Linked DNA regions of Homo sapiens: all the other regions are linked to region 1. Evidence: chromatin contacts called from ENCODE Hi-C or POLR2A ChIA-PET data. All regions are on one chromosome and are shown on one strand. Each heading gives the region's core, a stretch centred on a gene start or an enhancer-like site at or near the end of the contact. The rest is flanking DNA. Distances are from core to core; before and after follow the strand shown.

Region 1 (3,895 bases), core at 240-2,739:
CAGCTCATAGAAATCAACTTAAATTCAAACCTAGATGAACTAATGTACATTTGCAATGAAAAGAAGCAGAGAAATCAAATGTTATAGTTTAGGTATGCAGACTGTGTTTGCAAATCCATTAATTATAACTGAACATAACCAAATTAATAAAAATAATTTCTTTTTTCTACAATATGGCTTTGACGATGGCATTTTTAATTAGAGGAGGAGAGGAGAATGTTGGAGACTTGTGGAGATTATCCAGGGGGAAATTCTCAGCACATTTGAAGCCTTTAGAAGTTAAGGAATAATTTTACTTAAAACTTTAGTTTGACACCCATGTTTTACTAGCATTGATCAGCCACCCCAAGGTTCATTTTTAATCACAAAGAAAGAATACGGAGCCTTGAGAGCGTGAAGGATCACGCCTGTAGTCCCAGCGACTCTAGAGGCTGAGGCTGGAGGATCACTTGAACCCCAGAGTTCACGGTTACTGTGAGCTGTGATTGCACGACTGCACTCCAGCCTGGGCATCCTAGAGACACCTGTCTCTATAAAAACAACAAGAAAGAAAGAATGTGGGGAAAAAGAGGATGGGTATCTTGGGTCAGTTTCCTGGAATTCAGACTCTGAGATAGTGTAGTTGACTGGGGAGCCGCTCTGAATCAACCCCTGTGGAGTAACAGAAGCAGAACTGGAGAAGAGGAGATGCAGGTACCGCAAATGACTTGGCTGATGGCAGGGCAGCCCTGAAGCAGGCACAGTCCTTCAGTTGTCTATCTCCTCATTGATCAGTGAGTGGATAGGGGCCACTTCAGGAAAGGTGTGACTTGGAGCATGCAACTCCCCCGCTGAGAGCAAATCCCACGGACGATGTCTCCTGAGTACCACGGTCGCTGATACGGTTTGGCTGTGTCTCCACCCAAATCTCACCTTGAATTTTAGTTTCTGTAATTCTCATGTGTGGTTGGGGGGACCTGGTGGGAGATAATGGAATCATGGGGGCAGTTTCCTCCCTACTGTTCTCGTGGTAATGAATAACTCTCACGAGATCCTATGGTTTTATAAGGGGAAACCCCTTTCGCTTGGCTCTCTGATTCTACCCTGTCTGCTGCCATGTAAGATGTGCCTTTTACCTTCTGCCATGATCGTGAGGCTTCCCCAGCCACGTGGAACTGCGAGTCCATTAAGCCTCTTTTTCTTTATAAATTACCCACTCTTGGGTATGTCTTTATCAGCAGCATGAAAATGGACTAATACAGCCACTAACACCACAGCCATTGGTGGAATTGGTTTCGGTCCTGAAATCGCAGTATCCACTCTAGCGCCATATTTTTTTTCTCTCAGGTAACTGGGCAAGGATGGGAGAAAAGAGGAAAAACTGTGTTTATGGAGGTGTGTAAAGATAGGGGGAAAAAAGACAAGCTGTGGAGGAATTAACCAAATTGAGCTTTGGAAGACAGAGGGCAGCAGGGAGCAGCTCTTGCAACACCTTTCTGAGGGGAAGAGGAGGTGAGAGGGAAGGCCCGGCTCAGGCTACAGGCTGCTCTTGCCAGAACAGTTGAGCTGCTGGTGAGGATATGCTGCCCTAGGGGAAGGAGGGACAGTAGACTGACCTGATATTCAAGGCAGGGAACAGTTGATGACATTTTATATTCTACCTTAGGGGGTCCTGCACAGAGAAGCAGGTGAGGGCTGCTATGGTAATTCCCAACGTGTTTTATTTATTTTATTTTATTTTTAATATGGCAATACAGATCAGTTTTGTTTTGTTTTGTTTTGTTTTTTTAACATTTTGCATCTTTCTACAAAGTGTTATACGGGCAATTTTTCTTTTCTTTTCTTTCTTTCTTTTTTTTTTTTTTTTTTTTGAGACAGAGTCTTAGTCTGTCGCCCAGGCTGGAATGCAGTGGCTTGATCTTGGTTCACCAGGTTCAAGCGATTCTTCTGCCTCTGCCTCCCAAGTAGCTGGATTACAGGTGTGCACCGCCATGCCTGGCTAATTTTTGAAATTTTTTTAGTAGAGATGGGGTTTCACCACGTTGGCCAGGCTGGTCTCAAACTCCTGACCTCAGGTGATCCGCCTGCCTTGACCTCCCAAAGAGCTGAGATTACAGGTGTGAGCCACTGCGCCTGGCCTAGGCAATTATTTTTGATGCCAAAGTAGAATTAATTGTTTTCATTAATTTTTAAATTAAGGCCAGGTTTGATGGCTCACACTTGTAAATCCCAGCACTTTGGGAGGTTGAGGCCAGAGGATCACTTGAGGCCAAGAGTTCAAGACTAGGCAACATGGTGAAACCCCCTCTCTACAAAAAATAATAAAAAAAATTAGCTGATCATAGTGGCATGCACCTGTAGTCCTAGCAACTCAGGAGGCTGAAGCAGGAGGATCTCTTGAATCCAGAAATATGGGGTTACAGTGAGCTATGATGGTGCCACTGCACTTTAGTTTGAGGAATGGAGCAAGATCCTTTCTCTAATAATAATTAATAGTAATAATAAGTTTTAAAATTAACTGTGCTTTAAGGATTTTTGTGATACCTTCCTAGACATCCTGTTTATTGTTGCAGAACTGATTGGATTCTCTTTCATAGAGCTCTGACCATAGAGGATACAAAGCAAATAAATAGAACAATCCTTGCTTTCAAAGGAGATTTTGATACAATTTTGAAAAAAAAAAAAAGAATGCAAAGTATGCTGCTCTTCCTAATGCCAAGGAGTATTTTACTTTTTAGCAAAAACCTTCTCTTAAATGTGGAGAACACTCAGGGGGAGGTGGAAGAGAGAAAGCAGTGAACAGATTCATCTTCCCTTCTATATCTGAAAGGATAAGCAGGCTGTGCTTTCCAGAGTGAGTTAGCATGCTATTTTATACAAATTCTGGGAAATGTCGGGCGTTTAAGTGTTGCTTTCTTGTTTGTTTAGTTTTCACGGTACTCCGGAATGTGTGTATCTCAGACATTTGAAAGGCATTCTGTAACCTATATTCCAGATATTATCCCTTAGTCATCTTTTGGGCTAGTCTGTCTGTAATTGATGAGTGTGCTTTTGAAATCCAGGGTTATCTTTGTTTAGGAAATAATTAATTGCTTGACATTGATGACCCTATTTTGTAGTTCTTTGTTCTATTTTGTAAATTTAAAAATGCTTCTTTTATCTTTGTATCGTTAACTTTGCCTTTATTACCTGACGAATAGCATATTTGCTGCTTAGGCAATGACCTCTGCAAATCAGTGTTTGGTGGGAAGGGCAAAGAGAACATGTAACTGTAACCTGAGGAGGAGTTTTTCTTTATCTCTTGTTCCGCTCTTATAGACTCCAGCGAACCACTAGAAGGAGCCTGTATCAGCCACTTTCCAATTCTTTGCAGTGATTATGTTTGAAGCAGATATTTATGTTTTCATTCCTGTTGATATCAGTGGGAATACTCTTGATAAACATAAGATGTGGGAAATATTTATTTCTGGGTCCTCTATTCTTCTTTCAGAAACCTTTCTCTCTCTTTTTTTTTTTTTGTCCACTCCTTCAAACTCCAGGCTTGCCACTTCTTAGTGGCATGACTGTCTCCTTTGCCCTTCCCACCTAGACCACGCCATAGCTTGTGGGTCAACCTCCTCACTTGGCTTTCCTGGTACCTCTGCTGTATAAACTTGCTGTTTTGGTTTCACTGCCTCAGGGCCTTGTTAGAAGATTTGCCAGTTCTTCTGATAAACCAGTCCATGCAATGCTGTTAATAGTTGATCAAAATCAACCCCAAATATGCCTCCCCTAAGAACCCGTTCCCATTCTAATCTGACGGGGGTCTTTAACACATTTAATTCCAAGTTTTCCAGTCTGGCCTGTGCTTAGAGAAAAATTCACAGGATAAGCACAACACATTTTTCTGGAGCTTCTCATTTACTTTAAGAACCTT
Region 2 (4,367 bases), core at 243-2,742, 270 kb after region 1:
GACCAAAGAAGAAAATGTAAAATTTTTCTATGTACACTCCTGATCATTTCACTTTTAGAAAATTTGGAAGCATTTGGTTAAAATGTAGTCATTTTTGTTGTGTATCTCGTAAGCACAACCTGGGTATCACATGGTAGGAAAATTGGGCTCCTGGCAGGGGAAGGGCCTCTTTACTTCTTGTGCCTATGCAAGGACCCTGAGACCCATTTCTCCTTGGAACCAGAAGGGCCCTGAGAGCTCACCCTAGCCAACCTATTTAACTCCACAGGTAAGGAAGCTGAAGGCCCTGGAGGAGAAGCTTGCCGGAGATCATAAATGTGTAACACAATGAAGACTGCAATTTGGACTCACAACTCCTACTCCAGTGCTTTTCTCACCACATCATATTGCCTCTTGATCTGTGATGTTCTGGTCTGGATGGCTCTGTTTCTGGAGGTGTTTGTTGTCAAATTACTAGCACACTGTTCTCATTGTTCTACATATATATATAAAATATCTCAATTATATATATTATAAATAATATTAATATATATACACTACTCTTTACATTTTCTAAATATTAGAATATATACAGTATAATATATGTATTTATAATAACAACAATATAATTATATTGTGTATATGTGGTATTAAACATAGAGTCCCGCTATTTTGCCAGTCTCTGCCCATGTCAGGGGCAGCCAGTCTGTACAGTGTCCTCTCTGGCTACTCATTAACTCTCCATCACTCACTCCCACCAACCCCTTGTGCAGGATGATCACACAGTGTTTCTCTGGTAGCCCTAAGAAAACCATGCATGGCTCTATCTCGTCAAGGTCTTTCCTTGACTACAGTGCTTTGCATCTGTTATCCTGTTTGCCTGTTTCTTCAGTTTCTAAGGATAATTTAGTCCCTAACTAATTGCCTGCACTTAAACCCCTTGAACACAGTGTGTTTCCCTGGTGTTTCTCTATTTCCCTGGTCTTCTGAGCAGTGCTTTGTCCTGAGACTCTTTCTTCCAATATAGACTGTCCTGTGACCCTACTGTGATACGAGAATCCAAAGGGAGGCAATTTTTAATCAACCAGTACAGCACACGGGAGGAAGCCAAGGATTTCTGGCTGAAGATACTTCTTTACGGTCTTTAATTCTGAATACATTTTTCAAGCAAAAATGGAAAACGATACACCTTAGTTTTAGGTTTTCATACTTGCTAATTTTATTTCTTCTTTTTTTCATTTGTAACATTATCCCAGTTCCTCCCAACCCTATGGCCCTAACCCAACAATTACCCTCTGGATTCTCTATCCTTTGGTTTCAGCCAATAACCAAGTACAGGAAAGGCAGCTGAGAACTGAACATAAAATCATTAGATTGCTACAACACACAGTCACTGCCAGATATAAATACCTTAATGAATTCATGGTTCATTGCTTAAAAATTCAGCTAGCTTCAATCTTGTGTTTGACATATACATTATTTCCTCTTAGTCATGCCAAAAGCTGAATTTGGCTTTAATTCAAGCTATGCTTGAATTATACTGAAACATTAGAATCTTGAAGCTACCTTCCCGAAGATCTAAATGTGGGCATGGATTTGGGGCAGACTTACTTCAATGAGTCCTGGTATGGGAGTCAATCTAAATTTCTCATGAAAACCATGCAGACATTTGTTCGGGTCATTTATCAGGAAGCGAATCTTTGGCATAAAAAAGATATTCTGAGAATAAGAAATTCAAATGGCTAATAATAATATATCTCACCCTAAAGCTCTCCAGTAAGACTTTCGTACTTTCCCACTGATGAAATATGTCAATGTTCAGGCGTGTGCTCGGAGCTAGCAGGCTGAGCAGAGAATAAGTGCCACTTGCTGGGATACCCTCAGTTTAGGCCATTTGCTTTGCTCTTCATAGCCTATCTGTAAAAGGCTATGGATTATACCCCACTGATTTGAAGTTAAGTCTATGGACTGTCTACCCTAAAAAGTCTAAGTTTTAATACAAGGAGAGATATTTAGTACAGTAAAAACGCAATGCAAAATGAACCTGATTCACCTATGAAAATCCATTCCTTTGGATATTTTTCTTAACTTAACATTATGCAATCCTAGTTATATTTGCCTACAAATTACCAAGTAACCATAGAGGTGATGTCTTATGGTGATCGAGAGAGTGCCCTCTATAGGCCGAGCCCCTGGAGCAAGTCCTGCCACTTATTTGCTTATCTAACTTCTCTGTGTTTCAGTTTTCTCATCTGTAAAATGGAGATAATACCTTCTTTTTTGTGGGTGTGAGGATTGATGAAGTGAATACATGAATAGTGTTTAGAACATGGTATTAGAGCAGGTACCATGGCTTACCTGGTACACAGTAAGCACTATACATACACAAACTTAACTGATATAATTAATCTACTGGATAGTCTACATCTGAGCTTTAATGAACCATCTTAGTATCTTATTATTTTCTTATGCATTAATGTGAAATTATATATAGACTACAAATTATCTTCACATGGGCTGAAATTAATTACAGATTTTTTTTTTTTTTGAGATGGAGTCTCACTCTGTTGCCCAGGCTGGAGTGCAGTGGCATGATCTCAGCTCACTGCAACCTCCACCTCCCAGGGTTCAAGCAATTCTCCTGCCTCAGCCTCCCTAGTAGCTAGGATTACAGGCACCTGCCACCATGCCTAATTTTTGTATTTTTAGTAGAGACGAGGTTTCACCATGTTGGTCACACTGGTCTCGAATTCCTGACCTCATTTGATCCACCCGTCATGGCGTCCCAAAGTGCTGGGATTACAGGGGTGAGCCACCATGCCCGGCCAATTTATACATTAAAATAATATATCATGCTAATATTCTACATCTGGCCTTCCCAATGATATACAACATATTTTTGAAGTTGCAAAAACTATGTGGGGTGGCATTATTGGGGTTCTAGCAGTTACAGAGTTGGGTAGAGGAAGGTAGAGTCAAGGGAAATAAAAGCAATCAAAGACAATATTTGTCAGTAGCTACCAACAATCTCCAGGGGTCTATTTGTACAGTCACCTCCCACTGCACCTCCATGGGTTCTAGGGTACAGCAGGCTTCTCAAATAGGGCTTCATGAAGCCAGTCACTGCAAAGGAAGTTCCATGGGGAGACGGGGGCTAACAATATTGAATAAAATACCAACATTTTGGAAAATACATTTAGGAATGGCCTTGATTCATAAAATTAGAGAAACCACATACTGCATATTTATTATTTTTAAGTCTATCCCAGAGGGGAATCAAATCAAAGAGGACTTGTTTTTATTAAATAAAATCCTAGAATTTGCTGCTAATCAAGGCCTATAAAAACAGTCACAGGATTGGAGGTTCAACTTAAACAACTTCTTTTTCTGTTTTTGCATTTGCTTTACCAAGCACTTGCATTTCGAACCTCTCAAACAGATCAAATCAAAAAGAGGATTTTAAAAATTAGCTCTCCTTCTTCACACTTTTTACAGAAAGCACAGTTATAATTACTTTTCCAAAGTGGATTTGGTGCTGAATATACTGAGGGTATAAGGACCATATTGCTGAAATTTTTATAAACAGAATGTTAAGTAGATACTGTGTAGTAATCAATTAAAAGCTAAATTTCAGGTGGAAAGAAGGTAATTGGCCTCTTCAAAATATTAAATCATTTCAATGACTGTTTAAATTAAAGATCTGGGCTGTGAATTCAGAAAGCCAAATATCTGCATATTTAACATCATGTGGATTTAACACTTTAAAGTTAACACGCATTTCATTTTTCATTTAGAAGTATATCATCCTCTATGCAACACCCTCCTCAGATGCCTAACCAGTGTTCTATTCTTCTTCTTGGAGTTAGCTAATTACTAGACTTTGAGCATTGGAATATTTCTGTGCTACAATCTTTTCATCCATAAAACAGTTATCTCTGCTCCCTATTTTATATGATAAATAGTAAACGTTACACATTGCTTTGAACTGTTCAAATGGAAACGATTTCCTAAATACATGATTGTTATCATAGAACATCAGAACAAAGAGGCACAATCAGTCAAGGTCCTGTTGGTGTTTGTAGACCATTCATCCAACTTCACCTTTGTGCTCTGGTTTTTTCTCTACATGCGTCCTCTGTATCCATGGGGGACTGGTTCTAGGATCCCCATGGATACCAAAATCCACAGGTGCTCAATTTCCTTATATAAAATGGCAAAGTATTTGCATGTAACCTACACACATCTTCTCATATACTTTAAATAATCTCTAGATTACTTATAATACCTAATAGGATATAAATGCTATGTAAACCATTGTTATACTGTATTGTTTAGGGAATAATGACAAAGAAAAAAGTCTATACATGTTCAGTACAGATACAACCATC
Region 3 (4,181 bases), core at 989-3,488, 290 kb after region 1:
AAACAAATAATTACATAAATATCTATTTAATTACAATTACAAAATGGTTATAAAAGTAGGGGAAATGCCCCGTCTCTACTAAAAAATACAAAAAATTAGCCAGGCATGGTGGCGGGCACCTGTAGTCCCAGCTACTCGGGAGGCTGAGGCAGGAGAATGGCGTGAACCCGGGAGGCGGAGCTTGCAGTGAGCCGAGATCTCACCACTGCACTCCAGCCTGGGCGACAGAGGGAGACTCCGTCTCAAAAAAAAAAAGAAAAAAAAAAAAGAGGGGAAATAAAATACTAGTAGAGTGCATAGAAGAGGAATGTAGTTTGATTTGGGGGATCAGGAAAGAAATTAAGTTTTAACTGAAGGCCATTGGGTGGTAAGTGATGGGAAAATGGGAAAGTGGTGCTGGCAATGTTGGCAAGTGTCAGATATTAAGGGCTTCACAGATGAGGTTCAGGATTTGGATCTTTATCTCAAGACCAATTTAGAAACAATGAAGGGCTTTAAGGAGGAGGCATGACCAGATTGTTATTTTGTGATCACTCGGGCCACTATGTAAGAGAATAAACTTGAAGGAGCCAAAGACGACGCAGGAGACCAGTAAATATGTTAATGCAATAGACCAGACAGAAGATAAAGGTGGCTGGGACTCAGGGATGATAAAGAGAAGTGGGTGGTGTGAAGTATATTTATTCATAGAACTTATTTGGGGGTGGAGAGGAGGTAAGTGAGAAGAAAGCACAAAGATGACTCTGGCTCCCAAGTTTATGAAATAAGCAACAGCATGAAAAGAGTTCTCTTTCTTCAACTTTGATGGGAGCTTGGTTGAAGGGGAATAGGGAAAGTTAATTCTGATGTTAAATGTTTGCATTTTGAAACATCTTAAACAGTGAGAAGAGAGGTAGGAAGCCTAGGCTTCAAAATGGTGGGTGAGGAATTCACAAGAAACTCTGGGCTAGGGAGTTCCATTTGGGAGTCACTCATTTGAGCATTTTAGACCTATGCCATGGAATTAAAGTGCTAATTTTGTCTTCCACTGTCCCACCAAAATATATTCGGTGAGTGAAGTTCTCCATCTGTAGATGAAAACATGGACCACAACCATCGTAAGATATCTTTGTGCTTTTCTAGACATAAAAGATGTTTGCAACTGACTCTTCTTTGGGTACTTTCATGGATTCTTTCAAGAGCGCTCATTACTGGGAGCTTCCTATCCCTGAATTGTCACTTCCTTCTTCAGGTGTCAGCACAGTTGGGTTCTAGTGAGGACTTGTCTTCCTTGCTGGATGATTGCTTTCTCTCTGGGTCCTCACATGACAGCATGACAGAGAGAGAGAGAAAGAGAGATTTCTCTTCTTTACAAGACCACAGTCCTGTTGAATTAAGGGCCCACTCTTATGACTTCATTTAACCTTGCATCCTACAGACCCTGTCTCCAGCTACACTAGGAATTAGGGCTTCGACATATTAATTTGGGGGGAACACCAATTCAGACCACAGCAATGGGAAACACTCATACAGCCATTTCCTAAACAAACTAATGACCATCTCTCCTTTACTCCTGACAGCGGAGCAGCCACTGGCCCTTCATTAAATTTCCAAGAGAATTCAGACACCTGACTATTGTATCCCCCAATTCACATATGCACAGCAAAAATTTATTTAATGCAAAATTATACAATGATTTTCAGCCACAACAATAATATTGTACAAGTAAATACAAATAAAGTATCATTTTTACTAATCTATTAACAATAATTTTAAAAAGTTAAAAATATCTGTTGTTGATGAGGTTATGCAGAAAGATGCATTTTTGGAACTTTTTGAGGACCTGTAAATTGATACAACTTTTTATAAAGCAATTAGGTGATATTTATGAAAATATTGAATTGACATACCTTTCGCCCAGTTCTCAGAATTTAACCTCTAGTAATACTTTTTCATAAGAAAGTCCTTGCTGCTTTACTATTACTTGTAATAGGAAAGAAAGACAGACAGAGGAGGGAGGGAGGGAAGGAAGGAAGGTAGAAGGAAGGAAGGAAGGAAGGAAGGAAGGAAGGAAGGAAGGAAGGAAGGGGAAAAGGAAATCATTTATGGCAATCAGAATTCTGACAGGAAACAACTCAGTTCAAGTTAATAAAGTGACTAATTTATGAGATGCTAACATGGATAAGGTGGTGGTGTTCTGGTGCACAATTCTTCCCATCGTTACATTTGGTGACCTCAAGTTGGTATCCTGAAATCAGAAACTGCAAAAGTATTTATACCCACAGAAATTGCCAAATCCTAAACATTTACTGGTTATAGGACTTTGTAAGAGACAGTAAGTCATGCAGATTAGCAACAGCTGGAAGCCATCACCACCTCTAGGCAAAGAAAGGAACTATGTTAACAGAACCAGAATGGAGGCATGGTGAAGGAATTATATTTAGAACAGCTCCGTCACTTCCAGAAAATGCAGCTCAGTGAGGAAGGAAATGGAAGAAATATCATGACCTCTTTCCCCCAACCCCAAATCCGCCATGCTTTCTATTGGCTAAACCCGACCAGAGGCCAAGGTTCAGCATCCTAGAGCATAAAGAACTATAGATTAAAGCAGAGAATAAGCTGTGAAGCAGGCAAGCAGACAATAACCAGCATGTTATTCAATATCCATCAAGAAGGAATGAGTTATACACATTGTAGGACATTCATTAAAATGAATTATCGTGCATATATGAAAATGAATGATGCAGATCTGTGCAGGTTTCTTTGTATCATTATTAAATGATAAAAAGTAAGTAAAGAGTAAGTTACAGAAAAGTATGAGTTTTTAATTCTATTTTTGTAAAAACTATATAAATACATATACTTTTTTTCAGAAGCCAAACAAAATATTTAGAAAAATATACATGCCAAACTCTCTTTTTTTTTTTTTCTTTTGAGATGGAGTTTTGCCTTGTTGCCCACGCTGGAGTGCAGTGGTGCGATCTTGGCTCACCACAACCTCTGCCTCCCGGGTTCAAGCTATTTTCCTGCCTCAGCCTCCCGAGTAGCTGGCATTACAGGCATGCGCCACCATGCCCGGCTAATTTTGTATTTTTAGTAGAGACGGGGTTTCTCCATGTTGGTCAGGCCGGTCTCAAACTCCCAACCTCAGGTGATCTGCCCACCTCGGCCTCCCAAAGTGCTGGAATTACAGACCTGAGCCACTGCTTCCAGCCCTTGCCAAACTCTTAAAGTGATTACTTTTAGAGCATGGGATTGATCAAAGAGGACTTGCACTTTCTACTTTCGATTTCTAATTGTTTGAATTTATAAACATCTATTTATAACTTTTTAAAACAACAAAGCAGTCTGTGTCTGTTTTTTCCTCTCAAAGCATAATGACACTAGGATTGGCAATGCTTTCATATGTGTCATCTAAAAGGAAGAATTATTTTTTCCCCTTCAGCTATGTCCCCTGAGGATTCTTCTAATTGTTCTGTGGAATGTGGAGATGTCTGTGCATTACGTGACTATCTGAAAATCAGCGATTTCAGGTAGTCATTGAGGGAATTATCAACTGAGGGGTGTGCATCAATTCACGTAAAGACATTCTATAGGACTCGAGAGCAAATTTTTGGTGAAGTGGCAGAGGTGTTTTTAGCACTGTACCTACAATTAAAGCATCATGAACTGTAGGAATAGGTTTTAAATTCTCAAGCTCCACTATAGGTTTTTATGTATTGCCTTTGTTTCTATTTAGCCAAAATAGAGAAATACGATGATAATTATTGAAATTTCAATAACCCATCCCCAGTATTTTTGGGTAATGTGTTTAGAAAATAAAGCATTTTGAAAAATGATTCCCACAACACAAAATTATTTTACCAACTAAAACTAATAAAGCTTTTATTCCTGATATTGAGTGCATATAAATCATTCCAGTTAGGGCCCTTTTTTGGCAAAGTTAGATTTTTTTCTATAGACAAGAAGGGCCATGTAATGTTTATTAGATATATGAACAAAAATAATCAGTGTTTTCAAAGCCAACAATGCTTCTGAACTTGAATATATTTAGATTTCTGAGACGGCTGAATTATAACCAACATGGAAAAGAAAACATCACTAAACATTCTTTTGACCAAAATACACACTCCACCCTTCAGCCACTTCCTCATGCAAGCATGTGGACATAAATGTTTATTTGCCTGACCTTGTCTGCTTGT

The links. Hi-C counts contacts between places; a loop is a spot of excess contacts on that map. ChIA-PET counts read pairs that join two places held with the same protein, here RNA polymerase II (POLR2A). Pooled maps may share reads with other maps.
Region 2: a loop to region 1 is called in a map with no recorded cell type, with 27 times the contacts of the local background. The contact joins two enhancer-like sites. A Hi-C loop is called at or near these places in 17 of 37 single-sample maps with no recorded cell type and 10 of 50 pooled maps. POLR2A ChIA-PET finds 5 or more read pairs at or near these places in 3 of 52 experiments (activated CD8-positive, alpha-beta memory T cell, activated T-cell and activated naive CD4-positive, alpha-beta T cell).
Region 3: a loop to region 1 is called in a map of PC-3, with 5 times the contacts of the local background. The contact joins two enhancer-like sites. A Hi-C loop is called at or near these places in 4 of 168 maps with a recorded cell type or tissue (Calu3, HCT116, PC-3 and 1 more) and 6 of 50 pooled maps. POLR2A ChIA-PET finds 5 or more read pairs at or near these places in 2 of 52 experiments (activated CD8-positive, alpha-beta memory T cell and activated naive CD4-positive, alpha-beta T cell).

Annotation. Positions count from the first base shown.
Region 1 is chr2:215,826,290-215,830,184 of GRCh38, reverse strand. All of the region lies in intron 1 of LINC00607 (long intergenic non-protein coding RNA 607), which reads left to right. Among named protein-coding and RNA genes, the nearest start is that of LINC00607, 15 kb to the left of the region's middle. Within about 2 kb of position 1,489, at least 3 of the 41 ENCODE cell types and tissues checked have a DNase peak (open chromatin) inside an H3K27ac peak, as active enhancers do.
Region 2 is chr2:215,551,961-215,556,327 of GRCh38, reverse strand. The region is part of intron 1 of LOC102724861 (a long non-coding RNA gene); the gene reads right to left. Among named protein-coding and RNA genes, the nearest start is that of FN1, 120 kb to the right of the region's middle. Within about 2 kb of position 1,492, at least 2 of the 41 ENCODE cell types and tissues checked have a DNase peak (open chromatin) inside an H3K27ac peak, as active enhancers do.
Region 3 is chr2:215,535,913-215,540,093 of GRCh38, reverse strand. No RefSeq gene overlaps it. Among named protein-coding and RNA genes, the nearest start is that of FN1, 100 kb to the right of the region's middle. Within about 2 kb of position 2,238, at least 2 of the 41 ENCODE cell types and tissues checked have a DNase peak (open chromatin) inside an H3K27ac peak, as active enhancers do.